2 separate regions of the Homo sapiens genome follow, and region 1 is linked to region 2. A link is a loop called in an ENCODE intact Hi-C map of the cell type or tissue named here. Cell type or tissue: dorsolateral prefrontal cortex. All regions are shown on one strand. Links, peaks and the distances in the headings refer to the core of each region. The heading gives the core; the rest is flanking DNA. Region 1 overlaps CTTNBP2 (cortactin binding protein 2). Region 2 has its middle 140 kb from the start of CTTNBP2.

What was found. Hi-C counts contacts between places; a loop is a spot of excess contacts. Peaks named below come from ENCODE experiments on the same cell type or tissue, not always from the same donor. Only the 100,000 strongest peaks of a DNase experiment are listed, where the experiment ranks them.
Region 1: it touches region 2 in a loop (2.5-fold over the local background); 1 of 110 quality-filtered maps calls a loop at or near these places.

The regions. Positions count from the first base shown.
Region 1 is chr7:117,823,893-117,839,614 of GRCh38, forward strand. All of the region lies in intron 2 of CTTNBP2 (cortactin binding protein 2), which reads right to left. Among named protein-coding and RNA genes, the nearest start is that of CTTNBP2, 42 kb to the right of the region's middle. RefSeq lists a silencer at 1,038-1,607. In dorsolateral prefrontal cortex, for the core only: no CTCF peak of the experiment used is centred there; DNase peaks (open chromatin) are centred at 6,854 and 11,239; H3K4me3 peaks cover 1,038 bases; H3K27ac peaks cover 7,450 bases.
Region 2 is chr7:118,006,877-118,022,598 of GRCh38, forward strand. No RefSeq gene overlaps it. Among named protein-coding and RNA genes, the nearest start is that of CTTNBP2, 140 kb to the left of the region's middle. In dorsolateral prefrontal cortex, for the core only: no CTCF peak of the experiment used is centred there; no DNase peak of the experiment used is centred there.

The DNA of each region.
Region 1 (15,722 bases), core at 3,705-11,704, 180 kb before region 2:
GTTGTCCAGGCTCACCTAATTTCTTTATGCTTATTTCCAACTAAGGAATCTTTCAGGTCTTTTTTTTTTTTCAAGCAGCTATTAGGTGGAAATATTTTATATTCTTTCCACTTTGAGGATGATTTCTACTTTCTTCTTATGTAAACACTGCCTTGGTCTGGTAAAAACATGCTTAGGCGGTAACCCTCACAACAGTAGATATTAATTTCAACATCTCCTGAATTCAAGAGTATGCAAGAGCAAGCCTGAGGTCAGGTAGATTTTTCTCCTTTTCAGTAAACTTTCTGGTTTTTTTTTTTACCTTATTAAGCCAATTCTTTTTCTTACCTTAAAATACATAATATTTTAAGATTATTCTTGGCATCAGCTGGTATATTCTGGGCATATAGCCCTTTTAATCTAAAAATTATGTGAAATCTTGGTGGTAGAATTCATTCCACTTGTTCTGGTCTCTTTGAGGAACATCAATTTTTCTCCTGGTGGATCTCCATTCTGTATCTTGCACATACACGAATCTTCATTTCTACTTTATCACTTTAATCCTTTCCACTGGGTTCCGGGAGATCTTCTTAAGTTTGTTACTGATTCAATTTTTTAACAGTGTTGATTTTTTCTGCTATTTCCAATACATGCTTTAATTCTGCTGATATACTTTAAGTTCTCATAACAATCACACTATGTAGGTACTGTGATGCTCATTTTAAAAATAAGAAAACTGTAGCACCAAGAAAGGGCAAGGGACTTGCCCACAGCTGCATGGCTAGAAATTTGGAGCCTGGACTCACTCCCAGCAATCTGCCTCCAAGATCTATGTCCCATTCAATGCTTTCTCTTCCCTAGCTTCACAGCTAGTCCACCCTTCACAATCTGGCTTCCTTCACTTCAACGCCTAGGTTTCTTCAAATTGTAAGACACAAGACAGATGGTATCTAAAAATGACACTCTAAAATTTGTTTCTTGTAATAATTTTGTCAAATGTAAGTTGTTCCTTTGCATTTTAAATGTTACGTTATCTTCCTTGTTCTATCCTGCAAGATCTCTCATGGGCCTTATGTTTTCTTTTTTCTTGTTTACTCCATCCTTGGACCAGTAGGAGTTAACTCAGATCTGGTGTTTATCCATAAGCAGGGCATGCAGGTAGAATCTTTCTGAATATATTTACTGCCCAGCTGGTTGCCATTAAAATGCTTAATACCAGGAGTCGGTGGGTAGACTGGTACAAATGTACATTTCATTGCTCCTTTCATTTGAGTGAGAGAGAGTAAAGGCCAATGGCAGGCCCTTCAAGACAAATGGGCTCCTAGACAGGTTTTATCCCCCATCTGTGTTAAGGATATGCAGTCTCTTTGGCTGTGTCTCCTTACTAGGTACAAGGAAAAGTCTCTCATCGTCTGTCCTTGCAGAGTATAAGGGAATGACCAGCTCTCTGGTTGTTGCTTCTGTCTGAGTCATGCACTGTTGCAATGCTGCTTTCTGGTACGTCTCCTTCACAGTCACAGAAGGGATTTCAATCAGCAACTCCTACCTATCCCACTTTCTGCCTTGGCCTCTCCAAATACAAGAGGGTAGGCATTGGCTAGCTCTTTTCCAGAGCATCACAGGGTTTCAGGAAGAGTCAGTTCTCATTTATCCTTCAGCCTGGTTATATAGACATTAAATCTAGCAGGCATTCCTTTATTTTTCAGGATACAGCTAGTGCAACAGTAGAGGGATGGGCTCAGAGGTCAAACTGGATTTGGATATAGAATCTGTCGCTTCAAAGTTATGCAAACTTGGGTTGGTTATTTGACTGACTACCCTTGAGCCTTCATCAGTTACATGAAGGCAGTAATGTACCTAAACCAGAATTTTGTTGTTGCTTTGAAGAAGAAAAAGAAATAATGCATGTAAGGCACTTGGCTGGGTACCTAAACAAATGGAAGCATGCAACAAATCAGTTATCATTATGATAATGATGATGCTCTTTCTAGTTTGTAGCGGCGGTGTAAGGTTTTCCCTATTCTTATATCCTTAGGATGTCTCATTAGAGAAATGGGAAATGGGAAGCCACGTGCCAGTGCCAAAGCTTCCATGTTATTTAGAACTCCCAGCTGCAGTTTATCAGGTATCTAGCATGCTGGGTGACTGTTTTCATGTGTGTGTCCACACAGTCACAACTGTTCTTTCTCTTCAATTGCATCACATTCCAGAAGGGAAAACCTCAGCACTCCCAACCACCCATTATTCTAGAGCCCCTCATCACCTTTGAGGGCCAAGAACTATGGGGGCATTCATGAAACATAGCCAATTATGTCAACTGTAATCCACGTGCCCAAGGATGAAAATGAACTCACCATTATCAACACTTACAGAAACATGCATGAACATAACACTCCATGCAGAGAGAAAATATAAATAATAAATCTTTTCAAGAGATAGTTTGTAAAGGATTACAGAGCAAAAAAGACTTAAAAAATGAAACAGAATCCTGTTTCAATGCCATTCTTTAATACATGAAATCAGTTCTAACGTAAGTCAAATGATGTGTTCTAAAGCATCACATTTAGGAAAAAAAGATATACCATTAACTTTATAAGTCTTTCCCTTATTAATAAATGTTTTTCAGCTTTCAGGGTAAATTTAGATATGAATGTATAAATATTGTTTGTAGCCCTAAAATAACAAATGTACAAAAGCCATTCACTTACTGAAGTTCTAAATCATATCCTTTGTTTTCTCAAGCTTCTAAATCCTGAATTGATACCATTTTCTAAGCAATCCTATCATAAAACTTATCAACACTTGTGACATTAATCCCATAAAACTTATCAAAGTTTGTGATATTATAATAAACTAGCTAATTATAGTAATAGCTCCTATAAAGAGATGACTTAGAACATCTATAAGAAAATATTCTTTCAATAATTTAAAAGAAAGTTAAAATTTCTACTGAGCATTATTATTATTATTATTATTATTATTATTATTATTATTATTATTATTATTTTGAGATGGAGTCTCACTCTGCTGTCCAGGCTGGAGTGCAGTGGCACGATTTCAGCTCACTGCAACCTCCATCTCCCAGGTTCAAGCAATTCTCCTGCCTCAGCCTCAGTAACTGGGATTGCAGGAGCATGCCACTGCACCCAGCTAATTTTCATAATTTTAGCACAGACAGGGTTTCACCATGTTGGGCAGGCTGGTCTCAAACTCCTGGCCTTAATTGATCTGCCTGCCTCAGCCTCCCAAAGCGCTGGGATTACAGGCATTAGCCACCACACCTGGCCAATTGACCATTACTTCTAAAGCAAGTGTTTACAAAATAAGGCTTCTGAAGAAGGGTTTGATATTGTCCAAAGAAGCAATCATCATGTTGTGGGAGATGAATATCACTGTAGCAAGCATACTGGGAGTGGGGGCTGGTGCAGGATTTAGCAGGTACTGCTTTCATGTTTGCTAGACCAAATTCCTGTTTTGGAAATTTTCAAACAGGAGTTTCCCCCACTTGTATGTTGTTCTCATCATTATGACTGCACAGAAGCATTTTCTTATTTGGCTTTGATCATGTGTGTTTGTGTTTAATCGTCTAGGACATTTCAACTCATAACAGAAAAAAAATTCCCAATATTAAGCTTCTTACAAAAAATAGACACATGAGCACGTATACAAACAAACAAGCAAGCAAGTGAAAACCTTTAAGAGAATGCAGGAAGTTTCCCTGAGGTGTTTCAATATTTCGGGGAGAATGTAGTTTGCAGTATGATAATTCCAGAAATGCTTACTTATATGTGACTTGAGAAAAGAAATGGGGAAACAGTAGTGGCTGTGGAAACAAGAGTTAACAGAAGCATTCCCACACACAAAATTTAAAAAGTGAAAAACACAGAAATAAAGGTAGTTTCTTGTCTACTAGGGATAATACAACAGATAATTTCTGTAGGCAGAAGTTGTGATTAAAAATTTTAAATACAGTCCCTTTTATAGCTCCAAGAAACACAAGTTGACTTGGCTAAAAATTAAATTCCCCAGGACATTAAGAGCGAATGGTGGGGGCAGTTGTTCTCCTGTACTCCCACTATGCCCAGCCCCAAACTCCCTAAAGAACCAGCCTTGGCCACTGAGGAGTAACTCGCCAACTGCATGAACCACTGAGCATCTGGAAAAAATAAACAGAAAGATCTTAACATTCTCACCATCTACCAGCTGAAGATGACTCACTCCATATCAAAAGCAATCAAGGGAAAAGGAATGTCAACAGTTTGAAAGCAGTCTTTATTCAAACCCTGCCAGTAATTTTACCACCATTAAATAAATGTTCCCCAGTCCTTGAGAGAAGGTATACCTCCTGCTACTCCCAGAGCAAACCAGAAAACCTTGGAGGCTGACAGAAAAGGATCATGGGGCAGACTAGAAAGCAAAGAGTCCTTTCAGGGTAACTTCATCTTATTCCCAGAATAAAGAACATGTGTGCCCCCCAGATGGGTGGCATATGTGCAAACTGTGGGTAGGGCACTCCTGGCTACCGTTAAGTCAGAGGTACAGGGACCTAGGCAAAAGGTGAAGGGAAGAGCTGGTCTTGCTTAAAGGGTAGGCACATCGCAGCAGGACAAGTATCATTTGCAGTAACAGGGTAAGAATCTATTTCAGATCATGCTATTTTGTCTTCCTTCATTGTAGGTAATGTATGAACTGCTGTAAAAAATGCTTTACAAACCATCAAGTGTAGTGCATAGGTTAATTGGTATCAGCAATGTAAAACTGAACAGGCCATTTGTCACAAGCCTGTTTGTGTTTGTTCACATTGATAAAAGCTCAACTATTTATATTTCTGCTATTTATATTACATCATTTATTCAATGAAAATTCATCAAGAACTGTCTATGTGTATACAATTTTTCTCCAGCAATCAGCTTCCCTTGTCTTCCTTATTATGTTGGGCATTTGGGGGCAGAATGGGAAGTGGGTGGTGTCTATTAAATAGTCTGTAACACAGAATAAATGCTAGAAGAATGTAAACATGTGTTACACATTATAAAACAGTGAAATGTAGTGTCTGCTCCAAAGGAGTTTAGCCCAAGACAGATGCTAATCATTTCCTGACTCTCCAACATGATTTATGACTGGCTGTGGTCAATTTCTGAAAAGACTAAAACTGAATTATATATTTAAAATCTATTCTTGTAGGAATCTGTTTTCTCTTCTCCAAGCTACGCCACCCACTTTCTCACTGAAAGTGGAGCACAAGCCTGCAGGCCTCAGTGGCCTCAGAGCATATGACACCACTCTTCTGTGTAGGTGGCACATAACAGCGCTTGTTGGAATTTGCTGCAGGAAGGAGGTCAGGACCTGACCATTCCCACTCCCTCTATTCTGGAGCAGCTACTGAAGGCATCTGTCTCTGTCCTTTAATGTCCTTAGTCTCTCATTAATATTCATAGAGAACAAAGGATGGCAAAAATAATAAAGTTAGGATGAGACTAAGGTCCTCAGCTTCTGCCCAAAATATGTCTGTTCTTAAAACCCATCAGTTACATGGAAGTGTTGGTTTAGGCAAGGCTAAAGCCTGTGGTCAGTCTCTCAGCCAGGGCAGACAGAACTACCAGTTCAGACTAAAGGTACTCATTTCCTTTTCACCTGCACACCTTTTCTTTGTATTGGGAAGATGATGCTGTGGACCTTCTCAGGACACAGGGATCCACATATGCTCTAGGAATGAGGGATCCACATATGCTCACGCCCTATTCCTGTTTCTCACTATCTCCCCATGTGGCCAGCCAGTGGAAAAGGACCCAGGTATAATTTAACTGCCTCTGTGCTACAGTAAATGCCCCAAATAGGAATTACATCCATAGCTCTGGTCACAATAGCTCCATGCTCAAACTGATTGACCAACTGCACATCAGAATTCATACAAGAGGAGATGTCAGAGTATATATGAGGCATCCTGATAGTTTGAGCTGTCTCAGTACAGCCACACAATTTAGAAGAGCCCTCTAAAATAATATCATGCTTGCCTGTGAATGCACAGACTGTTTTGCCTGTGTAGTCTATTTTTAAATATTGGTACCAAGCACATGGATTCTTGCAGCTGTGTTTGAGAAAGATAACATGTACTTGAGAATTAAGCCTGGCATCCATAGAAACAATTCCTACTCCATTCCATAGAAACAGGAGTATCAACAGAAGAGTCCACCAAAATGATTTTTAAAAATCAATTTAGGCAAGTAAATATCTTGATAGCCCATTTCCAAAATTACTACTTTGGAAGCTAATTTAGTATTGGCAACAGTCTTAATTTTATTTCCATTTTTCAATGTTAAAATGACTCTAAAAATAGATTTTTAAAATACATGCACAAGTACATGTACAGCGTGTACAACAGGCAATCAAGTTATTTTTAATTGAATGTACTTCTAAAGCTGACCTAAGTTACAATGTTTCACTATAATTCTGTTGAGCTACAAAGTCATACTACACGGCCGACAGCAAGGGCTCCATGGAGACCTCCTAAGGTCAAAAAATTCATTAGCACCATGATATATTAAGAATCTACCCCAAGATCAATTAACCTGCTAGCTTGTGAATGAGTGAACAGCCAGAGACATACCGAACATCAATGCGTCTGGCATTCCTAATCTTTCCTCCTTGCTCTTAGAGTGTCATGAACACTCAAACTGATTTGGAAATGAAAGTAAAGAATTAGAAAGCCAAATACATAGCCATTGGGAGAAATATCCTTAGAGCTGATATATTATTTGGAGGGAGAACAGACCCAAGAAGACATTAGAGTCATTAAACAGCTGACGGTTTTGCAACCCTGTTTGACTGCTCTTTCTTTATTAGGAACGCCTCCCTCTCTAGAATGAACGCCACCCTTCCCTGGCTACTTGGCACTTCTGGAAGCTGCCTGCTCTGCACAGAAAATAAACACTTCTCTGGCTGAATTAATTGAGGAAGTAATGATTGTTTTTGTTTCACAAGGTCATAACAAGGATTTATATTTGAACTCCACTTTGGAGATGAATAGCCTAGACTACCAAATAGTCAAAGAATCCTCTTGGCTAGAAAAAAGATAATGTTTTCACATGTAAGTTTTTTTTTTAATTTTTTTGTTTCTTAAAGTAAATGAACTTCAGGGTTAAAGTGTAATTCTAACTGTGTATGAAATATTTATTGGCTATTAAACCTACATTTTAAACTTTTCAAGCACTTAAGAGATAAAACATAAACATGGCTATCTAAAGACCTAAGTCCCCTCATTCACCAACAACTCTGTCGTTATCCAGGAGTCCCTGAATCATGTGGATAAGCAAAAGAATCAGAGCTCACTATTTCTTAATATCCTTGGCTCCAACAGCCTTCATTAGAACTCCCTGACACCTTCATGTCTGTGGGCTTCATCATGACTACACAAAGATCTCAGCATTTCCCCCAACTTATCTCCCACTCTCCAAGCACTTTTTCTCTCCATCCAGTGTAGAGCTCTTAACATTTCTCCAGATGATTCTGGAGAATCATCTTTTGCTCCAGAGGAAAGCAAGACTGAAAGTCATGAGGAGGATAAGGAGTGTAGTGAAGTTTAGAATGTCCACCTTGAGCCACAGACACAGGAGAGGGTAGGCTCCTTCTTGCCAATATGATTCAAGCCATTATTTCTCAATACTGTGAGCTTGGGTCCATCCAGAATCTGCCATCTGTGCTCTTTCTAAAGTACACAACAGCACATTTGAAAGACTGTATACATTTGAGGTCTCCAAACTCACCTGGGTCCCAGGAGCCAAGACTTGACAGTTTCAATGGATCATGTTGGCTAGAAGGAGCCTATTCTCTCCTGGGTCTGTGGCTCGAGGTGGACATTCCAAACCTTCACTGCACTCCTAACCCACCCTTATCCTCCTCGTGACATTCAATCTTGCTTTCTTCTTCATGCTAGAGATCAGTTTCTTTTTCAAGTATGTTCAACGTTCTGCTCTCAACCTTATTCTCTTTCTTAAAGGAAACCGTTTCTTTGCCCCTCTCTAAGGTTATTAATTCTATCTGTGCTGCCTTCTCCACTTCCTTTTCTAAGCTTCTAGAAACAGTATTCTATGACCAAAATGACATATTCCAAACCCTTAAATTCAACTACCTGTTAAATAACTTGGCTTGGACATTTCAACAAGCCCCCTGAAACTCAACAAGAATTAAACTGAACTCTTCATCTTTCCCACCCCACACCTTTTACCTCCCACATTCCATGCCCTGGCTGTGACACTGCCATCCTACAACTCACCTGAAACCTGAGTGTCCACAGAGACATCACTTCCCCCCTGCCCACAGCTAGTCAGTCAAGGACTATAATGGCTACATCCTATTATAAATCCCGCTCATCTTTAACCCCTCCTCTCCATCCCAGCCGCCACCATGCAACTCTATCCCTCAGCATCTTTCACACTGACACTTTCAGCTGTCTCCTGCTCAGTCCCTACATCTTCAGACATAACACTCCTTCAGTCAACCTTCCTCTCTGCTGATAAGAGGGACTGCCCTAAAACGTAGGTCTAAGGTATTACCGTATTTCTCCAAATCTGTCAAGAGTTCTCCAATACCTAATAATACTACAGCCCAAACCCTCACCAAGCAAGTTCTTCCATGATCTGACTCTTTATTCTCTCTCTACTCTCATTTTTTTTTTACATACTACCACTCATCTCCTCCTTTCTCCCTGTGAAGCTTTGTATTAACTATATTTTTGTTTTTTCTGTATTCTTGATGCTCTACTATCTGAGATATCACTGACTAGGGAGAGATCGTCTTTCCCAGGGAAACCAATTCTTAGAGACAGCAAATGACTACCAATCAATCTATAGCCCTTCATTCATCAACCTTTTTTTTTTTTTTTTTTTTTTTTTTTGAGATAGAGTCTCACTGTGTCGCCAGGGCTGGAGTACAGTGGCGCAATCTCAGCTCACTGCAACCTCTGCCTCCTGGGTTCAAGCAATTCTCCTGCCTCAGCCTCCTGAGTAGATGAGATTACAGGCACCTGCCACCACACCCGGCTTTTTTTTCTTTTTTTTTGTACTTTTAGTAGAGACAGAGTTTCACTATGTTGGCTAGGCTGGTCTCAAACTCCTGAACTTGTGATCCACCCACCTCGGCCTCCCAAAGTGCTGGGATTACAGGCGTGAGCCACCGCATCTGGCCCATCAACCTTCTTTTATGGAACTCATACATCAAGCCACTATCTCCCTGTACTAATCACCCCCAGGTCCAGGTATCCCATAAGTCCCACAAACAGAGGCAGTCCCTACAGCCCAGGAATCTGCTGAAATTATTCAAACTAGCTAATCTCAATCCTGCTTTCCCCTGCCTCATTCGTTCCTTCCCATGGAAACCACAATGAAGGTGCTGGGCCATGCTTCTCCTCACTCTCTCTGCCTCCTGACTGATCCTGGTGCTTCCCCGTGTGGTCCTATTGGCATGCTTTGCCTCCTGTTTCTAGCAATCTCTGAGAATAAAAACGTCTTCCTTCATGACAGTCATTTCTGTGTTTGTGTGTCTTATCTGATTAAAACAAATCCTGAGTGCATTTTAAAACAAGTTCCAACTACAGAACAATTTTGAGTCCTGAGTTCACCATGTGGTTTCATGCCTGTGTATGTACAGCTGGTGAGCTGCATCCATCCTTCAAGAGCCACAGTGTCTAGATTGTCTTTCTCTAAAAAGCCTTTCCTAACCACCCTAATGCTGAGCCCATTCTCCTTGATCACTATATGTTGTACGTAGATCCTCACTGAATTCTTCATATTCCACTACAACCTAGTTACCTGTTTGCAATTCCATCTCCTCTCTGTCCTCCAAGGCTGGGCTGAGAGCTACAAGAAAGAGACCAAGCCATACTCATGTTTATTGTGAGCACTTTACCTAGTACACAACAAGCACTCAATGAATTCTTCAATTAGTTTAAGTGTCCATTGCTAATGCCAGTATTGAGTTAGTACTTAATGATCAGCCTTGCTGCTTTGAAATAGAGATTCTCAATTAAGAATTTCTCAGCTGAAAGAAAAAAATGTTAATCAGTAATAACCTTAGATGCTGCTTACTCACAGTCCTTTAAAAAATATATACATAGACAGACAACATCTTAATGGTGGCTTAGCTAGTAAAATATATTCACTTTGGAACATATTTTCTTTTTTCTTTCTTCTTTTTTTTTTTTGAAATGTAGTTTTACTCCATTGCTGCCCAGGCTGGAGTGCAGTGGCACAATCTTGGCTCACTGCAACCTCCACCTCCTGAATTCAACCAATTCTCCTGTCTCAGTCTCCAAAGTAGCTGGGACTACAGGCACCTGCTACCACACCTGGCTAATTTTTGTATTTTTAGTAGAGACAGGGTTTCACCTTTTTGGTCAGGCTGGTCTCAAACTCCTGACCTCAGGTGATCCATCTGCCTTGGCCTCCCAAAGTGCTGGGATTACAGGTGTGAGCCACCATGCCAGGGCTGGAATGTATTTTCATATGTATATTTGACTAAGGGTATGTGATACAATTTTGGAATTTGCAATACAATACCTGCAACAAACAGAGAAGACAATCTGACTCTGAACTGAGAACTTATGCTAATATCCTTTTTTTCCCTATTTATGACTCCTTTACCACTCACCCCAGTTAGGAAATGATGGGAAAGTGCAGATCTAAACAAACTAATCTTTCTTCATTCTCAAGAACGTCAGTTTAGTATTTAAATCCTAAATTGTTAGAATTCTAGTAAATACATAAAGAAAAGAATATGTACCTAACTCATTTTTAAAAGTACTCTAATACTTTTAGTATTGATAAATGAACACACTTTACTTTTTAGTGCGAGTCATAAACTTCTCCATTTTACATTAAGAGAAATCTTATTTAGAACATTCAATATTGCTTTCAAGAAGTGATGAGATTTTATAATTTATTCTATTTTGTTTAAACATAGGGATAGAAATGCATGTACTAATTCTTTAGTCCACACCGAAGGTGCTAGGTTGGGTTTACTTACTCAAAACAAAATAATTCTGGCCCTTCAAAAGCTACACAGGAAAATTGCTTCAGGTTTCATTTGTTTACTTAGAGTTGCCTCTTGGAAATGCCTCAAAATGATGCAGCAGTGTTCCAATTTTCCTAAACTCTTCAGATAATTGCCAGCGTCAATAAAAGCAAAAACAGCTTGCAGTGCACACCTCCGTAGGTGGAATTCTAAACCTGAGCAGCTCAGCTGCCACACATGAATGGATGCTCTCAACACTAAGCCTCCCACAGGGGACGGCTGAAGTTGCAGTTTAAAAGTGTTTGCAGAAATAGGAATGAGTCTCTCTCTGAGCCCTAAGGATGGCATGGTGAATTATCAGTGTGTCTTGTCCACATGAAAGATATGCACACTAATTCATGTTTAATTAAGTTTAGACCAAAGCTGACATCTTATATGTTTTAAGTTCAGCCTAAAGGTTTCTCTGTATGTAGTGAACTGTGACCCAACTTAATGTGTAAACAGACTGGAACCTACTTTTCTAACAAGTAGCCAAGGCTCAGCCAATCACAGCAGCCAAACTTCAGTCAACCACAGGGGGTCAACAGTTAGAAGCAGATTCAAACAAGGCAAACACTCAGCTGTAACCTATCCAGCTGTTTCCCTCACTTCCCTTTTCTCTCTCTAGTCACTTTCCTTTTTCTGTCCATAAATGTTATCGACCATGTGGCCACTCTGGAGTTCTACCAAACCTATACTGGTTCAGGGGCTGTCCAATTTGAGAATCATTCTTTGCTCAATTGAATTGTTAAATTTAATTTGTTTAAAGTTTTCAACACGCATTCGTCTTGATTAAAGCCAGAGGGTCTGGTCGTGCATCTGGAAAGAGACTGGAGATTATAAGGATGCAGAGCCACATAATTCAGTCCACAACGGGGGCTCTGGTTTTCAACTGCCTAGATTTGAGTTTTGGCTCTAAAGTTCCTAGCTCTGTGATCTCTGCCAAGTTGCTAACCACTCTAAGCCTCAGTTTCTCATGTGTAAACTAGGTAATAATACCTAATATTAGTAATAATACCTACAACTAATACCTAAGTCACGGGATTACTATAAGGCTTAAAGAAGTAACGTACAGCACAGGCCATGTTGCCTGACACAAGGAAAAGTGTCGAGTTCTGTCACTTTCAAGAAGAGGGAATAGGATAATTGATATCTCCCTATGAACTACCACCCAGACTAAGTCTGAGCTGGAGGACTGGACAGGGGAGGCTTCATTACCAAGACTGTTGTTTCCACCTTCTCACGCTACTTCAAGTTTGAAGCACAAGCCCATTCTTGGATTAGTAAATTGAGAACTGTTGCTACTTTCTTAGCATTTCATGTCCCCTTCCACCCCACTTTTCTTTTTATAAAACTGAAGACAGTGGCTGGGAGCGGTGGCTCACGCCTGTAATCCCAGCACTTTGGGAGGCTGAGGTGGGCGGATCATGAGGTCAGGAGATCCAGAGCATCCTGGCTAACACGACGAAACCCTATCTCTACTAAAAATACAAAAAATTAGCCAGGCGTGGTGGTGGGCGCCTGTAGTCCCAGCCACTCCGGAGGCTGAGGCAGGAGAATGGCATGAACCCAGAGGCGGAGCTGGCAGTGAGCTGAGATCGCGCCACTGCACTCCAGCCTGGGCGACAGAGCGAGACTCTGTCTCAAAAAAACAAAACAAAACTGAAGAGAGTGGTCTTTAAGAATACTGATTGAGAGGGTTAAGAAATACGTCACTCTTGTACAAAATACCTTAAGCGTCTGTATTAGTCTGTTCTCACTGTGCTAATAAAAACATACCCGACATTGGGTGATTTATACAGGAAAGGGGTTTAATTAATTCACAGTTCCACGTGGCTGGGGAGGCCTCATAATCATGGCAGCAGGCAAGAGAGAAAATGAGAACCAAGTGAAAGGGGAAACCCTTTATAAAAACATCAGATCTTGTGAGACTTAATCACTACCAGGAGAACAGTATGGGGGAAACCGCCCCCATGATTCAGTTATCTCCCACGGGGTCTGTCCCACAACACGTGGGAATTATGGGAGCTATAATTCAAGATGAGATTTAGGTGGGGATACAGCCAAACCATATCACCATCCAATTCTACCAATGTTGTACTTTTCAGAGAATCCAGGGTCAGTGTTTTGCCTGAGCAGAGTTAACCCAAAGAAATCAGGATTGAGAGACAAGGAGCGTGAGACTGAGTTCTGATTGACATCATTTAAGCCCCTATTTCTAGCCAAACCTAAAAGCTAGACTTAGTCCTGTAATTTTTCAGTTACATGAGCCAATATATCTCTTAGGAGGTATTCTGTCACTTGCAACCAAAAATTCCCCTAAGCCATTGAATGCCAGACTATTGTAACAACAACAAAACCACCAATAACAACAAAATGTTCACTTGCTAACATCCACCAGCCTAATACACTTTTACTACTTTTCTCACTACCACTAATTTTGACAGCATTCTTTGCATATTTTTTTCTGATTTCTGCCTCTCTCTCAGTATACCCCTGCTACCTTCTCTGCTCTCTCTTCCTCCCTGTCATTTGCCCTAACCAGCCTCTCTTAGTTGAGAAAATACCAACTACAGGTTGAAGATCCCATAGTCAAAATGCTTGGACCCAGAATTATTTTGAATTTCAGATTTTTTAGATTTTGAAATATTTTCATGTACACAGTAAGATATCTTAGGGATGAGACCCAAGTCTAAATATGAAATTCACTTATGTGTCATATACACCTTATACACATAGCCTGGAGGTAATTTTATATCATATTTTTAATAATTTCGTGCATGAAAGTTTTGTGTTTTGACTGTGATCCATCCCATGAGGCCAGGTATAAAATTTTCCACTTGTGGCATCATGTTGGTACTCAAAAAGTTTTGGATTTTGGAGAACTTTGAATTTCAGATTAGGGATGCTCGACTCATACCTGTCTATAAAGGACCGCCCAGATACCCCAGAAAAGTGACATCCACCTGACACTGTAACCTGCAGTATCCTTCAACATCTGGCTCCCATCTGCATTTGTGGCCTCACTACCTATTACCCTATCCCTTACACTAGCCTAGCTAAGCCCAGGCAGCCTCCAGAGACAGAGATCTGAGAGTTAATCACTCATGGGTTAAAGCCACAAAACTGGTTGGTGTAGTTTCTTATGTGACCATAGATAAGTGAAACATTAGCCTCAAGGATGTAATCTCCTGAGATGAGATACTCTTCACCTAGAGATAAGTACCACCTACCAAGCTGCTAGGCAGCACTGAATATTTGAATGCTTACCATAAAACCCTCCCCAAGTAGCAGAGCCCATCTTTGGTGTTAGCAATCACCAGGAAAAATAAACTAAACTCTGAGCCCAAAGATGGTATTTCTGCTACTAAGACCATGTGGAGGGTTCAGCTGCTGAGCTTCAATTTCCGATCTCATAAAATGGGGCCTGTTATAAAGAAGGCATGGCACAAAACATGAGCATGGTCTCTAATGCTAATATCATCAAGGAGTCTAATGTGGTTATGTGACACCTTGTTTGGGGGGATAACTTAGACTACAGCCAATTCTTCTCTTTAGACACTATTTGTTACTATAAAGAAAAAGGAAAGAAAAATTTTAAAAATTCATTAACAGAGTAACTCTGCATTAATCACAGGACTAATCTGTAAAAACTACCTCAGATATTCAAAAAATTAATAGACATGAATTCAGTCATTTTAACAACTGACCAGCTATTTAACAAATGATCCAGCTTGGAAGACTGGAGACAGACGAATCTCCATTTTTTAATCTATGAGGGGCAAGTCATATATCACCTTTGATTTTGCCTTTACAAAAATGTTAACACAAATAGTGGCATATAAAATACTGAAAGAAACCCGCACTAAAATAAAGATTTCAGGATTTACTGTAGTTTCCTGGGCTTGTTCTTATTAATCTTTTTAATAATATGCATTCATGTAGCTGCAGCTGGAAACCACAGTACCATTTTATTACTTAGAATTTCTTCATTTCTTTAAAGTGATTTCCACATTTTTGTTGAATAATGTATAGTAACATTGCGGGGGCGGGGGGGGGGCTTTTAAAAAAAATCCTCCAAAGGATTTTTTTAAAATCTTTAAAAATATCTCCCAAAGTGCAATTTCCATAGGTTTATGGTCCTTTCCTAGAAACATTAATATTCAAGTTAAGGCCTTCCCCAACCACCCTACCTAAAGTGGGAACCTGCCTGTAATTTTCTTAGTACAGAATTTCATCACAGTTCGTGATTATTTTCATAGTGTGTTCTCCTCACCTGTCTGGCAGATAAGCACCCAGTCATCAAGAGTTACCTACAACTATCTGAGTTTATATATGTAGTCTCATTGAATCCTGACAATCATGTTAAGATAGCTCTTTATATGCCATTAGTCAGAGTGGTAAATTGAGATTTAAGGAACAGGAAGAAATTTCCTAACGTCACACAGCCAATAATGGCAGTCTGGACTTTAGTTCCTAAGCCCTGTGTCAGAACCACAGAATTGCCTTAATAATGCATCTAATAATTTGGCAAAATCCTCTAGTCATAGCTAAGGGATCATAATAAATAGAAAACTTCAACACACTTGTAATGTGACAAATTGTTAGATTTAATATGCTAGTGGACTATTCATTTTAATACAGGTACTTTTTGTTAATTGATTCTTAGGAGCATTTCAGCCCCATGGTGAATTTAA
Region 2 (15,722 bases), core at 3,514-11,513:
ATCCAAGGGAGCTGTTTCAACTTGCAATGCAATAGGAACTTAGCTTATGGACTAAATTTCATTCCTACGAAAACACTCACCTTTTGCCACATCATCATTGACCCTAACCTAAAGCACATCATCAGGAATGCCCTCTGAGGCTAGGAGCCAAAGGCCTCTTGCTTTAAGAGGATGGAAACTGCACACTATTGACCTGTTTTGAATTCCAAAAACAATCTGAACCCAAGGTTGAAAGGTCACCTCTGTGACGGTTAAGTTGTTTGTAACGAAGTGAATTGAAATGTGTTAAAGGTGATACTGGGCAAAGCATCCAGAGCTTCAGAGCTGTTTGCCTTCCAAGAGAGCGCTGGCCCTCCTCCTCCACAAAGTTCCTGTGGTTTGTGCTTGGAAGACTCCTCCTCTGATAGACCCGTGACAGCCCACAGCAGGATAAAAGGTCAGTTAAACCTGTGACAACCCCTCCGTGAAAGCACACAGAAGAGCATGCCCCACACTTGTGTTCTTCCAATTTCCATAGTCATGAATTTTATTCTGCTGTTCAGACAGACGCCTGGGAATGTAATAAGGAGAATTTAAATCAGCTAAAAGCTTCTGTTTCAGCTGTTTTCTTTTCTTTTACAAATTTGGTTTCCACTGATGTTCATTCCCATCTCATACCCTTGATAGACTATAGTTAGGCTCCATATCTTATTGTTTTTAGAGGCATGAATTAGATTTTACATGCAAAATAAAACCTGTGAAATTTATTTTCCTCCTGAGTGAAAGAACTCACCTGGCACCTGGAGCAATTTTGCAAACTGTGCCAGAAACAAGAATCAGGTTTCACCAGTGAAAACACATTTTTGCAGCCTAGAAAACTGTACTGCAAATAACATTCTAGAGGTCAGTTGGAATGTAATTTCTTGCCTTCATAAGACAATGTGAAATGAAAACAAACCAGGCAAAATTACCATACCATCATCCATACTGTCAATTTGGAAGCCTTTTTACTAGACAAAAGTATGTGTGAAGAAAATGAAATAAGTGAAAACAGCACTGATCAGAAGGAAGATCAGTGTTTTGTTTAACACTGTATTAGCCAGCACAGGCTGCCATAACAAAATACTGTAGACTGGGTGACTTAAACAACAGAAATTTTCTCACAGTTCCGGAGGCTGGAAGTCTGAGATCAGAGTGCCAGCATGGTTGTTTTCTGGTGAGGGCCCTCATTTTGGTTTGCAGACAGCTGCTTTCTTGCTGTGTGCTCACATGGCTGGGGGAGATCTCTTTCTCTCTCTCTTTCTCTTCCTATAAGGCCACCAATCCTATAGGTTTAGGGCCCCACCCTTATGACCTTTTAACTTTAATTACCTCCTAAAGACCCTATCTCCATATACAATCACATTGGGGGTTAGGGCTCCAACACATGAATTTTGCAGGAGAACACAATTCAGCTCATAGGAAACACCTGTGAGCAATCTTCTACAGTTACTCAGCAGATATATCCCCTTAGTGTAAGAATTCTGCATTGTGAATATATAGTACTTAAGTATTCTTATTGGCTTTAAAACTTTCAACATATGCTAGATAAATAGGAACTTAGTAAAGGGTAACTTGGACCTGCATTCTGGAAGCAAACATTCTCTTATTTGGTTAATAACAAGGATAGGTCAAAGTTAGTTGGGTCTAATAAATGTGTAACACTTCTTGTCATATCAAGGATTCTCCCTTAAACACAAAGGTTTCTCCTAATATAAACTACTTATGAATCAGCCAGAGCCATTGTCTAACAGTTCCACAGGCGAGAAAACCTAAATCCTTTATGCGCTTCATTAAGATACCCTCCTACAAACGTAATTCTCCCAACATCACATTGTCCTGCAGTCTTTCTCTTTACTGTGTCATATAAATTCTGTGTGCTATTTAAGAAATCCAGACTAGGTGTGGTGGCTCAGGCCTGTGGTCCCAGCACTTTGGGAGGCCAAGACAGGAGGATCACTTGAGCCCAGGAGTTTGAGACCAGACTAGCCCTGGCAACATGACAAGACCTCATCTATATGCTCCCCCCCGCCACCCCCAGCCCAGCCAAAAAAAAAAAATAAGAAAGAAAGAAAGAAAGGAAAAGAAATCCACAGATCAAAAATTAAGATCTCTATTTAGGTAGGACCACACTTCCCATCACCCAGGTACTTGTCTCCAAGAGCATGCCTAAATGTGTCCTATACCACAATAATTATCATATTCCAAAGTCTTGTCTTTTCCACAAGCCCTACCTCATTCATCACCTAAACACAAAATGCTCATTCCTTCATTCCTTCTTTCAATTTCTATAGCACTTATATTGCCTGTTTGTAAAATCCACTTGGAAATTAACTGTTTACTGTGGCCTTTCTCAACCTCAAACCTATTCTCAGGTACCATTAGTTCTCTATGAGAATTTGTAGGTGACTATCTGCATGTTTCATTTCCATGATAATCTAAAAAATATTATAAGCATGCTCTGGATCACTTGATGAATACCTTATGACTGAGAACTGCCTAATATTTTCACTGTCCATTTGTGCGTATGACTGTTTTGGTCCTGATTAGTACCACTTTAATTGTAACAAGCTAATTAAGAAAAGAACATAGGCAGACAATATGCAAATGATGCTCTTGCATTAAGTGAAAGCTAAATGAGAGTAAGGTATTCTACATGCTAGAAAGAAATGACCATTCACCATTCAAAAAGAAAAAGCACTTGGAGAATGATGTCATTACTCAGCACACAGTTGTACGAGCATGTCAAACTCAAAAGAACTGGTGCCATGGAGTCAACACTGCATTCATCCTGAAAGGGGCAATTTAGCCTTAGTAAAACAGTATTACCACATTACACTGATCATTGTTAACTGGAATATGTGGTTTGTTATATAACAAAATATAAATATTTTGTTATATTTAATTTATAAATATGTTTTGGCTTCATAGCTATTAAGAACTATAAGCATATGGAGTATACCTTGTTTATGGCTATACATATTTAAGTTTAAATTATGATATAAGTAATTTAACTCTGGAATTCCACAGATTTAAAAAAAAATATTGTGACATTTCTTTGATTGCGGGCCTTAAATGGTTGTTTCAGTCTTTTACTATTTAACTATTTCCATCTGTTATTGTCTTGTTGCTCCAAATGAAATCTTTCTGCAGGACAGAAATGAGCCTTTGGGCCATTTGCATCCTCTTAGCACTTTGTGCAATGTTGTGGACATAACAAATGCCCAGTGACATTTGTGGATTTGAGCTCTTTCCATTCTGGACTTAACTTCCCATTCCAGAATATTTTCTATTTGTTTTTTTTTTTGTTTGTTTGTTTTTAAATCCACTTCCGAGTAAACTGTTTTTATCTATTCAGTCAAATGTTTCCGTCTGCCAGGATTCCAGGTAAATAATTGTTTGGCTTTATTGCATATACTCTGTGTGCCAAGAACTGCTCTGAGCATTTTATATAGATCATCTCAGTTCATCATTATAACCATAAGAAGGTAGGTGGGTGTGTAAGGCCATTCTTGCATTGCTATAAAGAAATGCCTGAGACTAGGTAATTTACAAAGAAAAGAGGTTTCCACAGTCTGTACAGGAAGCATGGCGTTGGCATCAGCTTAGCTTCTTGAGAGGCCTTAGGGAGCTTTTACTCATGATGGAAGGTGAAGCGGGAGCACACACATCACATGACAAGAGTGGAAGCAAGAGAGAGAGCAGGGAGGTGCCACACACTCTTAAACAACCAGAACTATCATGAGGACAGCATCAAGCCATGAGGACAGCATCAAGCCATGAGGTGTCCACCCCCATGACCCAGATACCTCCCACCAGGCCCCACCTCCAACACTGGGGACCACATTTCAACATGAGATGTGGGTGGGACAAATACCGAAACCATTATCAGTGGGATGATAAACAGACTGTTTCTACTTATTAATGAAGAAACTAAGCCATACAGAGCTCAAATACTTTGCCCAAAAATCATACAGCTAGTAACTGGTGAAAGTAGGATACCAACCAAGGCATACTAAGGTCATTGTCCATCCTTGTTCTGTCTGCAACTCAAATTTGCAAAAGGAGTGTAAAAGTCACTTCTCTATCACTGCGCCGATGCCTCCTTATTAGGAGAGGCTTCATCAGAAGAGTGCAGAGTGGATAGGGAAAATGTCCACATTCATACTTTAGGGAGGTATATAGCTACTACATCATTTATTAAACACCTACTATGATATCTATTGTAAATGTACAAACAACAAAATATGTTATACACACTTCAGATTTCTTGACACATTGTTGAAAGGAAAATATTTTTATGTTTATTTGGCCTTTTACTCATATTTTTATCTTGCCTTTTATTGTGCTTGAAATACTGTGCTTGGCATCTATATAGCATTTCAATATCTGTTGAATGAATGAAATCCCCTTCTCTTTCAAGCTTTGCAATAGTCAACTGCCGCATAGTTTAGGTTTATTGTCTGTGAGCAAAACTCACTTTATTTTCATTGTCAGTTCATTTTTTTTTACCATTTACAAAACCCACTAATTCTCAGACCATGTCTGAATGCCTGATAAAATGGGATGTGGCAAAGATGAGTTGATATTCTTATGATCTTAATGATGTAATCTATTTGGACACAATGGTTACTGGAATGATGACAAATGCGTTGACTGCAAAAGAGCAATTCAGTTGTGGTCAATAGACAGTATTCGAAGCACATCTTTTTATGGTATTATTTTTTTCTGCTCTTTTGTCTTAGCTGCCAGAAGAGTGGAAAATCTTCTGACAGGGTCTCTCCTTGCAGCGAGTTTGCGTCAGTATATACACTTCGTTAATATAACAAATCTAGTTTCCTTGGTTATTGGATCAAGATTTGATTTCCCAGGAGACCCTCCTTGTCTCTGCCCCTGATGATGAGATTTGCTCCCTGGTAATTCTGCAGCTAGTGTGTCACCTCACAGTGTCATCAGTCTCACCTCAGACTAAACATGAGGCTGACCCCAGGGTCATTATCAGACTGTTCTGTGTGTGAGTATGTGAATTGTGGTCTGTCCTGGATAGTTCTGAAGACTCACTCATGCATTCATTCATTCATTCACCCATTCCCTTGACACACATTTATTGAATACTTTGTGACAGGAGCTAGGAAGTGGGGATAGAGGAAATGATTTGGGGAGGGGGACACACCTGCTCACAAGGCACTGCCACTTCAGACAGACATGCAGTAACTGTTATGCGGTAAGGTAAGCACTGTATCTTCATAGGTGCTCAGACTCTATCAGGAAGAGGTGGTAGGAGTGAGGTGGTGCACATAGAGTGTAGCACTACTTTGGGTTGTCGTACCATCTTCTTGAGGCCTGTTTAGAACAGCACCCAGAGTGATGAGTATAAATACCCCATGTGTGAGACCATCTTTGGAAAGCATGAAGTCTCACCAAGAGATGAAGTGAGAAGCTGATATGCTGGCAGCCAGCATAATGGCTGTTTGAGGCCTTGTGTTGCTGTTCTTTTTTAATGTGTATAAGTTCACGTGAATTTTCATTCTAGCATAATATAGCATATTTTATTTTAATATAAAAATGTGTTAAATTACTTAGCCTCCTTCCCCCACCCATTTTGCAACCCTCAAGTTCCTCAAGTAAAAAGTATACTCTAGGAAAAAAATGACAAGCTCTTCCTGGGACTTTTCATACTCTCTGGCACAGCGGTGAGTACTCCTATTCTGAGCTAGGAGGAAAAAAGAAAAACTGTAAGAAAAAGAAGCAGAGTAACAGAACATTTCACTCAGTATGACAAAAGTATGATAAGCCTCAAATATCCTTGGCTAAGCTAATTGACAAAACTGTAAAATTCTATTAAAATTCATGGGTCATAATTATTTTGGCAAAAATAATTGAGAGAAAGTTTAAAAAGGTGTTGATAAAAGTAATTTTGAAAATGCAAAGCATTGGTTTAACAAATACATTTTGTTTAGAAAGATAAGAGAGAAGATTTGAGAATATTTACATATCAGTTATAAAATGTATCTTAAGTTTACACTTATTCTAGATCTTTTCATTATAAAATTAGGTTTTGATTTAAGTCTATTTTCTTTCTTCTTACAATGAATGGTTTTTGTAGGTGGTTCCAAGTTCTGCTAACTTATAATCTTGGGACTATCCATGTTTATCATAGGAATCTGAAGAAAATATTTGTTGTAGAAAAAAAAAAGTTTACTTAAATGTTTAAACCATTTGCCCTGGGATGTTGATCTTATTCACCAACCTTGGGATGCTAAATTCACTGACTCAGACCTCCCTTATCTGATTCTAATAAACTAAATTAGTATAAGAAAAATTGAACAGTCTCTCTTAGAATTAGAAATGTAGCTAAAGGCATTTCTGTTCATAAAAAGCTACTTTTGCAAAGACAAAAAGTGATTTGTGTAGATTAACTTTCAAACACAATGCAAAATCTTAGTTTTCTTCTAAGTTCCCCAACTGGAACTCAACAAAAATCATTTGCTATCTGCCACCTGCCCCTCTCTCTCCCTGCTGCACATTCCTATTGTGGCTCTGGCAAGCTGCTGCTGTTCCTCCGCTTTCCTTCCCTAGCCTGTTAATGCGTCAGCACTCACCCAGTTACCCTAACTAAGATCTTTTTTGATTTCTCTTTTCTTCCCTCTCTACTCACCTATCTTTCACCACCAATTAACTGCAAGCCACATCCAATAAATGACAATTGGTGGCCATGTGCTGCTCAGTGTGGGGGATTCTGTCAGTCCTCACTTCCTGACCTCCTATTCTTGGCCTTCCCATGCCTCCACTTCATGTTCTGGAACTCAGTAACCTAGATTCAGTTGCCAGCTTGGTGACTAACTTAGAAATCCCACAGGATGTTACTATTCAAAACCTGTCCTCTCCCTGCACCACCCCCAAACCCCAGTCCCAAACCAGGCTGTAGGTTGGTGTGCTCCAGTCTCTACCCACTGTGTTTGTCCACTCAGAGAGGGAGATCAGGGACACATCTCCCAGCTGGCAGCCACTCTCCATTCCAACCCACACCCCACCCTGCCACCAGAAGCACCATTCTACTTTACTACTCAAAGCAGACATTGAATCTCTGCTGTCCAACACATAATAAGGTCTGCAACATCATGTAGCAGTGTACATAAGTCCCACTGCAATCTGACTCAGACCACCATGTCCCCTGCATTCGTATCATGTTAGATTATCTCAAACATTGTTTTATTTAACATTGATGAGTTGCTACTATATAGCCAGGCATTGGGCTAGGGATTCCACAATGAGTAATTTTGATACTCCTAGAAAAATAATACCTAGAGGGGGTACCAAGAAGCAAATGATTAAAACACAGAATGATGATAGCTATGAGTGATGGTCAAGAGACAACCTAGGAGTGTATCTAATCCTGCTTGGAAGCCTCAAGTAGCAGTAGATTTTCAGAAGACATTTGGGAAAGGCAAGAGCTGAAAGATGCCAAAAAGTTAGACTAGCTTCTCTCCTTTGAAAGATCTCCCTTTCAAAGAGAATTCTTATTTGGCCTTCAGGGCTACTCTCGGGCTTCCCGCTAACCTTCCCAGGCACAGTCAAATGTTCTCTCACCTGCAGCCCACCTGAAGCACATCTTCCATATCCATATTACTGCTCTTATCTCATTGCATCACAGCGATTGGGAAAGACAACTGGCCTTGCCCTCACCTGGGAACTCCATCAGGGCAGAGAAGGTGTCCTTATCCATCTCTGTGCCCAACTTACCAGATACATAATATATGTTCAATCAAGTTTGATGAATAATTCAGTTTAACAAAGAATGATTGTAAACCAGCTTTAACATTTGAAAGTCTATATTAAAATAAGTAAGACATCCGTAGGGACATAACACCTCCAAGAGTATTTTTTATTGTACAAAAAGTCTTTTATACTTTAGAAAACAATACACTGAAAAAAAATTAAAAAAGAACAATTCCCTATAGAACTAAGCAAGGTCTCAGAAATGCTTTCTTATGTTTGAACACATTTTATAGCACGTGGCTGATTTAAGCGATGTTTATAGTCGCTGCTAAATTGTGGGCTGTTAGACACTTTATCATTCACATACTTCATTTGTGGGTGGGGACAGTGCAGACAGCTTAGAGGAAGGACTTTAAAGTCCCTGGCCAGGGACTCACCCACCAGCTTCTGGGCCCCTGGAATTGCACTCATCTTCCACCATGACCAATGTGGCCACAGTGTATAGTTTTGCACAAGGCAAGAAAGACAATACACTTCCAGGATAATTAAACTAATAACAATTACACCAAAAACTTAATATCCATTTTGTCATCTGAAAAGGTCACTCCCAATTAAATTGCTGGCAGAATTTTCTACAATTTCCGACTTCACGGGCTATTTTGGTCACTAGTAAGCTCAGGGTAACTGAAAATATATACCCATATACCTCACCACCACATGTTGTTTTAGAATTTCTTCTAAAATATTTAGAAGACATTTCCTGTAGAGACTGGCAGGCAATTGTTTGTTTTGCTTTTCCATCTGGTATTCAATTAATATACTAATAGCCACTCTAATTTACCCTGCTATAATACCGATCTTATTTTTTCAAGTGGCATGTTTATTTTCACTTGGGGACTGAAAAATACTGCAGATTGGAAGCAACGGTTCATTTGCAGCTGCCACATCTAAAGCAACTCCAGTGCTGTTAATGTTCTGTAATGGGGGCATCTAAGTTTCTCCACTTGCTTGGCATTCTCTTGGATGTTAATGTTCATTAACTTTGTATTATTAATTTAATGTTTATAAACATTGTTAATAAATACAAAAGACGTTGCAAAGCACAAATGGAACACTAAAAGTTAGTGAGATAAATTAGACAACTTTTGTAGACACATGTATGTTGTGGGGTGTGTTTTTACCTTTTCCCACTTTTCATCTTCGCTATTAACCAGCTCTGTTGGTAGTGATGAAAGTCACTGAAATTTGCTCTGAAGTCACAGGGGCATTTTGTAGGTGTGAAGCTGGGATTTAGGGAAAACTGAGTGAGAGGATCAGAATATTCAGAGAAAAGTCATTAAAATGGCAGGTGAGTGAGCTGGAAATATCCTCATTGCATAGATAGAAAGCCTGTTAGTCGAGACTACCTAACAGAAAAGATAATAAAGGTGAGAAACTGCTATATGGCTGAAAGTGATGACTATAAGTTATACTTTTCTATCTCCTATAGCCTTTTTCAGTGCTGGGCAATTAGTAGGCTCAATCTTTGAAGACTGACAGATGTTAGCTTGATTCATGGTTCACAAGATGCCAGCTTTGTGGGTTCATTCCTCCTTTAAGTTGGTCTGTGACATATATCCCAAAATTCTCACATGGGTAGCCCAACCCAGATCTGCACCATTGTCACAATAGACTCTGAAGTTCATCAACACTAGTGAATGTTTTCCTAGAAAGTAGGCTCTGCTGAGAGTAGGTCAGAGATATTGCTCCTTTCTTGTAGTTACCACTCATTACCCCATCAAAATCTCTAAATAATTGTTGGTGCTCTCTCTCTTTTTATCTGAATAGAAAAATGCCTTTAAGATAAAACCCCCAGGATCATGGCAGGCAAGAGGCAGGACTAGATTGCAGCTCCCATGCAGGCAGATACAGCAGTGTGTGGAGACTCGCATCTCAAACTTTTGCTCCAGAATTACTGCAGGAATAAACCAGGAAAGCCAAGAGAACCCCAGACCCTCTGAAGGAAGCGGATTGCTCTTGCAGGAACTGGAAGACATCCCAAATACTCAGCTGCAGCGAGACCTGCCCAAAGAGAGTCTGAACTAAGACACACCTTGCCCTGCCCCACCTGATGGTCCTTCCCTACCCACCATGGTAGCTGAAGACAAAGGGCATATTCTCTTGGGAGCTCTAGGGCCCTGCCCACCGCTGGTTCCTCCCTATACTACCACAGCTGATGCTCTCTTCAAAGTGCCATCTCCTGGCAGGAGGCCAACCAGCACAAAAATAGTGTATTAAAAAACCAAAACTAAGAACCCTCACAGAGTCCATTTCACTCCCCTTCCACATCTACTGGAGCAGATGCTAGGATCCATGGCTGCGAGACCTGCAGATGGTTCTGATCATAGGACTCTGTGCAGACAACCCTCAGTACAACTCCAGAGCCTGGTAGACCTGCTGGGTGGCTAGATCCAGAAGCTCTCAGGAAACCATGTCTCTAGGAAAACGGGGAGAGTACTACACCAAGAGAACACCCCGTGGGACAAAAGAATCTGAACAGCAACCTTGAGCTCTAGACTTTCACTCTGACATAGGCTACCCAAATGAGAAAGAATCAGAAAAACAATTCTGGTAATATGATAAAACAAGGCTCTTTGACACCCCTGAAAATCACATTAGCTCACCGGCGATAGGCCAAACCAAGAGGAAATCCCTGATTTACCTGAAAAATAATTCAGAAGGTCAGTTATTAAGCTAAACAAGGAGGTGCCAGAGAAAGGTGAAGTCCAATTTAAGGAAATCAAAAACATGATACAAGAAATGAGGGGAGAAATCTTCAGTGAAATAGATAGCATAAATAAACAATCAACACTTCAGAAAATAATGGATGCACTTAGAGAAATGCAAAATGCTCTGGAAAGTCTCAGCAATAGAACTGAACAAGGATAGAAAGAACTTCAGAGCTCAAAGACAAGGTTTTGAATTAACCCAATCCAACAAAGACAAAGAAAAAAGAGTAAGAAAAAGTGAACAAAGCCTCGAAGAAGTTTGGGATTACGTTAAATGACCAAACTAAGAATAATTGGTGTTCCTGAGAAATAAGAGAAATCTAAAAGTTTGGAAATCATATTTGGGGGAATAATTGAGGAAAACTTCCCTGGCCTTGCTAGAGACCTAGACATCCAAATACAAGAAGCTCAAAGAATGCTTGGGAAATTCATTGCAAAAAGATCATCGCATAGGCCCATTGTCATCAAGTTATCTAAAGTTAAGACCATCTTAAGAACTGTGAGGCAAAAGTGCCAGGTAACCTATAAAGGAAAACCTATCAGATTAACAGCAGATTTCTCAGCAGAAACCCTACAAGCTAGAAGGGATTGGGCCCTATCTTCAGCTTCCTTAAACAAAGCAATTATCAGCCAGGAATTTTGTATCCAGCAAAACTAACCTTCATACATGAAGAAAAGAGTTTTTTTCAGACAAACAAATGCTACGAGAAGTAACAAGTACCAAGCCAGCACTACAAGAACTGCTAAAAGGAGCTCTAAATCTTGGACCAAATCCTAGGAACACATCAAAACAGAACCTCTTTAAAGCATAAATCTCACAGGACCTGTAAAACAAAAATACAATAAAAAAAAACCAAGGTATACAGGCAACAAATAGCACGATGGATGGAATAGTACCTCATATCTCAATACTAGCATTGAATGTAAATGGCCGACATGCTGCACTTAAAAGGTGTAGAATAGATAAGAATTCACCAATGAACTATCTGCTGTCATCAAGAAACTCATCTAACACATAAGGACTCACATGAATTTAACTTAAAGGGGTGGAAAAAGACATTCCATGCAAATGGACACCAAAAGCCAGTAGGAGTAGCTATTATTATATCAGACAAAACAAACTTTAAAGCAACAGCAGTTAAAAGAGACAAAGAGGGACATTATATAATGATAAAGGGCCTTGATCAAAAGGAAAATATGACAATCCTAACTATATATGCACCTGACACCAGAGCTCCCAAATTTATAAAACAATTACTGCTAGACCTAAGAAATGAGATAGACAGCAACATAATAAGAGTGGGAAACTTCAATATTCCAATGACAGCCCTAGACAGGTCACCAAGGCAGAAAGTCAACAAAGAAACAAAAATTTAAACTATACCCTGGAACAAATTGATTTAACAGATATTTACAGAACATTCTACCCAATAACTGCAGAATATACATTCTATTCATCAGCTCATGGAACTTTCTCCAAGATAGACCATATGATAGGCCACAAAACAAGTCTCAATAAATTTAAGAAAATTGAAATTATATCATGTACTCTCTCAGACCACAGTGGAATAAAACTGGAAATCAACTCCAAAAGGAACCTTCAAAACCATGCAAATATGTGGAAATTAAATAACTTGCTCTTGAATGGTCATTGGATCAACAATGAAATCAAGATGGAAATTAAAACATTCTTCGAAATGAACGACAACAGTTCAACCTATCAAACCTATCAAAACCTCTGGGATACAGAAAAGATGGTGCTAAGAGGAAACTCATAGCCCTAAATGCCTCCATCAAAAAGTCTGAAAGAGCACAAATAGACAATCTAAGTTCATGCCTCAAGGAACTAGAGAAACAAGAACATATCAAACCCAAACCCAGCAGAAGAAAGGAAATAACCAAGATCAGAGCAGAATTAAATGGAACTGAAATAAAAAAATACAAAAGATAAATGAAACAAAAAGCTGGTTCTTTGAAAAGATAAATAACATTGATAGACCATTAGCAAGATTAACCAAGAAAAAAAGAGAGAAAATCCAAATAAACTCAATTAGAAATGAAATGGGAGATACTACAACTGACACCACAGAAATACAAAAACTCATTCAAGGCTACTATGAACACCTTTAAGTGCATAAACTAAAAAATCTAGAGGAGATGGATAAATTCCTGGAAAGATTTAATCCTCCTACCGTAAAGCAGGAAGAATTAGATATCCTAAACGAACCAATAACAAGCAGCAAGTTTGAAATGGTAATTTAAAAATTGCCAACAACAACAAAAACGTCCTGGACCAGATGAGTTCACAGCTGAAATCTACCACACATTCAAAAAAGAATTGGTAGCAATCCTATTGACACTATTCCACAAGATAGAGAAAGAGGGAATCCTCCCTAAATAATTATATGAAACCAGTATCACCATAATCCCAAAACCAGGAAAGGACATAGCCAAAAAAGAATACTACACACCAATATCCCTGATGAACATAGATACAAAAATCCTTAACAAAGTACTAGCTTACCAAACCCAACAACATATTAAAAATATAATCCACCATGATCAAGTCAGTTTCATACCAGGGATGCAGGGATGGTTTAAGATATGCAAGTCAATAAATGTGATATACCATATAAACAGAATTAAGAACAAAAATCACATGATCATCTTAATAGATGCAGAAAAAGCATTTGACAAAATCCAGCATTTCTTTATGATTAAAACCCTCAGCAAAATTGGCATACAAGAGATATAACTCAATGTAATAAAAGCCATCTATGACAAACCCACAGACAACATAATACTGAATGGGAAAAGTTGAAAGCATTCCCTCTGAGACAAGACAAGGATGCACACTCTCACCACTTCTATTCAACATGGTACTGGAAGTCCTAGCCAGAGCGATCAGACAAGAGAAAGAAATAAAGGGCATCCAAATCAGTAAAGAGGATATCGAACTGTTTTGTTTGCTTATTATATGACTGTATACCTAGAAAACCCTAAAAACTCCTCCAAAAAGCTCCTAGAACCCATAAATGAATTCAGCAAAATTTCAGTATACAAAATTAATGTACACAAATCAGTAGCTTTGCTATACACCAACAATGACTAAGCTGAGAATCAAACCAAGAACTCAATCCATTTTACAATAGCTGCAAAAATAAAATAAAATCCTTGGGAATATACCTGACCAAGGAAGTAGAAGATTTCTACAAGGAAACCTACAAAATACTGCTGAAAGAAATCATAGATGACACAAAAAATGGAAACATATCTCATGCAATATTGTGAAAACGAGCAAACTGCCAAAAGCAATCTACAAATTCAATGCAATTCCCATGAAAATACCACCATCGTTCTTCACAGAACTAGAAAAAAAATCCTAAAATTTATATGGACCCAAAAAGAGAGCCTGCATAGCCATAGCAAGACTAAACAAAATGAACAAATCTGGAGGCATCACATTATCTGATTTCAAACTATACTATAAGGCCATAGTCACCAAAACAGCATGGTACTGGTATAAAAACAGGCACATAGGAAAATGGAACAGAATAGAGAACCCAGAAATAAACCCGAATACTTAAAGCCAACGGATCTTTGACAAGGCAAACAAAAACAAAATGGGGGAAAAGACGCCATACTCAACAAATGGTGCTGAGACAATTGGCAAACCACATGTAGGAGAATGAAACTGGATCCTCATCTCTCATCTTATACAAAAATCAACTCAAGATAGATGAAGGACTTAAATCTAAGACCCAAAACTATAAAAATTCTAGAAGATAACATTGGAAAAACCTTTCTAAACATTGGCTTAGGCAAGGATTTCATGAACAAGAACCCAAAAGCAAATTCAATAAAAACAAAGGTAAATACCTGGGACTTAATTAAACTAAAGAGATTTTGCATGGCAAAAGGAACTGTCAGCAGAGTAAACAGACAACCCATGGAGTGGGAGAGAATCTTCACAATCTATACATCTGACAAAGGACTATATCCGGAATCTACAATGAACTCAAACAAATTAGCAAGAAAACAAACTATCCCATTAAAAAGTGAGCTAAGGACATGAATGGGCAATTCTGAAAAGAAGATATACAAATGGCCAACAAACATGAAAAAATGCTCAACATCACTAATGACCATGGAAATGCAAAATCAAAACCACCATGTGATACCACCTTACTCCTGCAGGAATGGCCATAATCAAAAAAATCAAAAAATAATAGATGTTGACATGGGTGCAGTGAAAAGGGAACACTTCTATGCTGGCAGGAATGTAAACTAGCACAACCATTATGGAAAAGAGTGTGGAGATTTAAAGAGCTAAAAGTAGAACTACCATTTGATCCAGCAATCCCACTACTGGTTATCTACCCAGAGAAAAAGAAGTCATTATACAAAAAAGCTACTTGAACATGCATGTTTATAGCAGCACAATTCACAATTGCAAAAATGTGGAACCAATCCAAATGTCCATCAGTCAACAGGTGGATAAAGAAGCTGTGCTATATATATAGAACAGAATACTACTCAGCCATAAAAAGGAATGAATTAATGGCATTCATAGCAACCTGGATGAGATTGCAGACTATTACTCTAAGTGAAGTAACTCAGGAATGGAAAGCCAAACATCGTATGTTCTCACTCATAGTAGGAATTAAACTATGAGGATGTAAGGGCATAAGAATGACACAGTGGACTTTGGGGACTCAGGGGGAAAGGGTAAAAAGGGGGTGAGGTATAAAAGACTACAAATTGAGTTCAGTGTGTGCTGCTCAGGTGAGAGGTGCACCAAAATCTCACAAATCACCACTAAAGAGATTACTCATGTAACCAAATACCACCTGTTCCCCAAAAAAACTTACGAAAAAAATATGTATGTATGTGTGTATATATATATGCATGCCTTTGAACCAAGACCAAGTCCTTAAATTTTCTCCTCCATAATCCCTAAATGCTGAGGATGAAATGCTGAAAAAGACCTGGACTCCACTCTCCAGGAGTTTTACACACTGCTGGAGGAGGTTGGGTACCTAGGTGGCCAAAGCACAGGTACTCAATGAATGCCTGCAGAATTGAAGTAGCTAAAGGAGACTCCCATTTTCTACCTTCCGATATCACAATTATTTTCTTTATTGATATGCTTGGTCTTGAGAGTGTGTTTGAGTCATGCCTCAGAATGCCTTGAGTTTTCATTAAACTTCATGACAT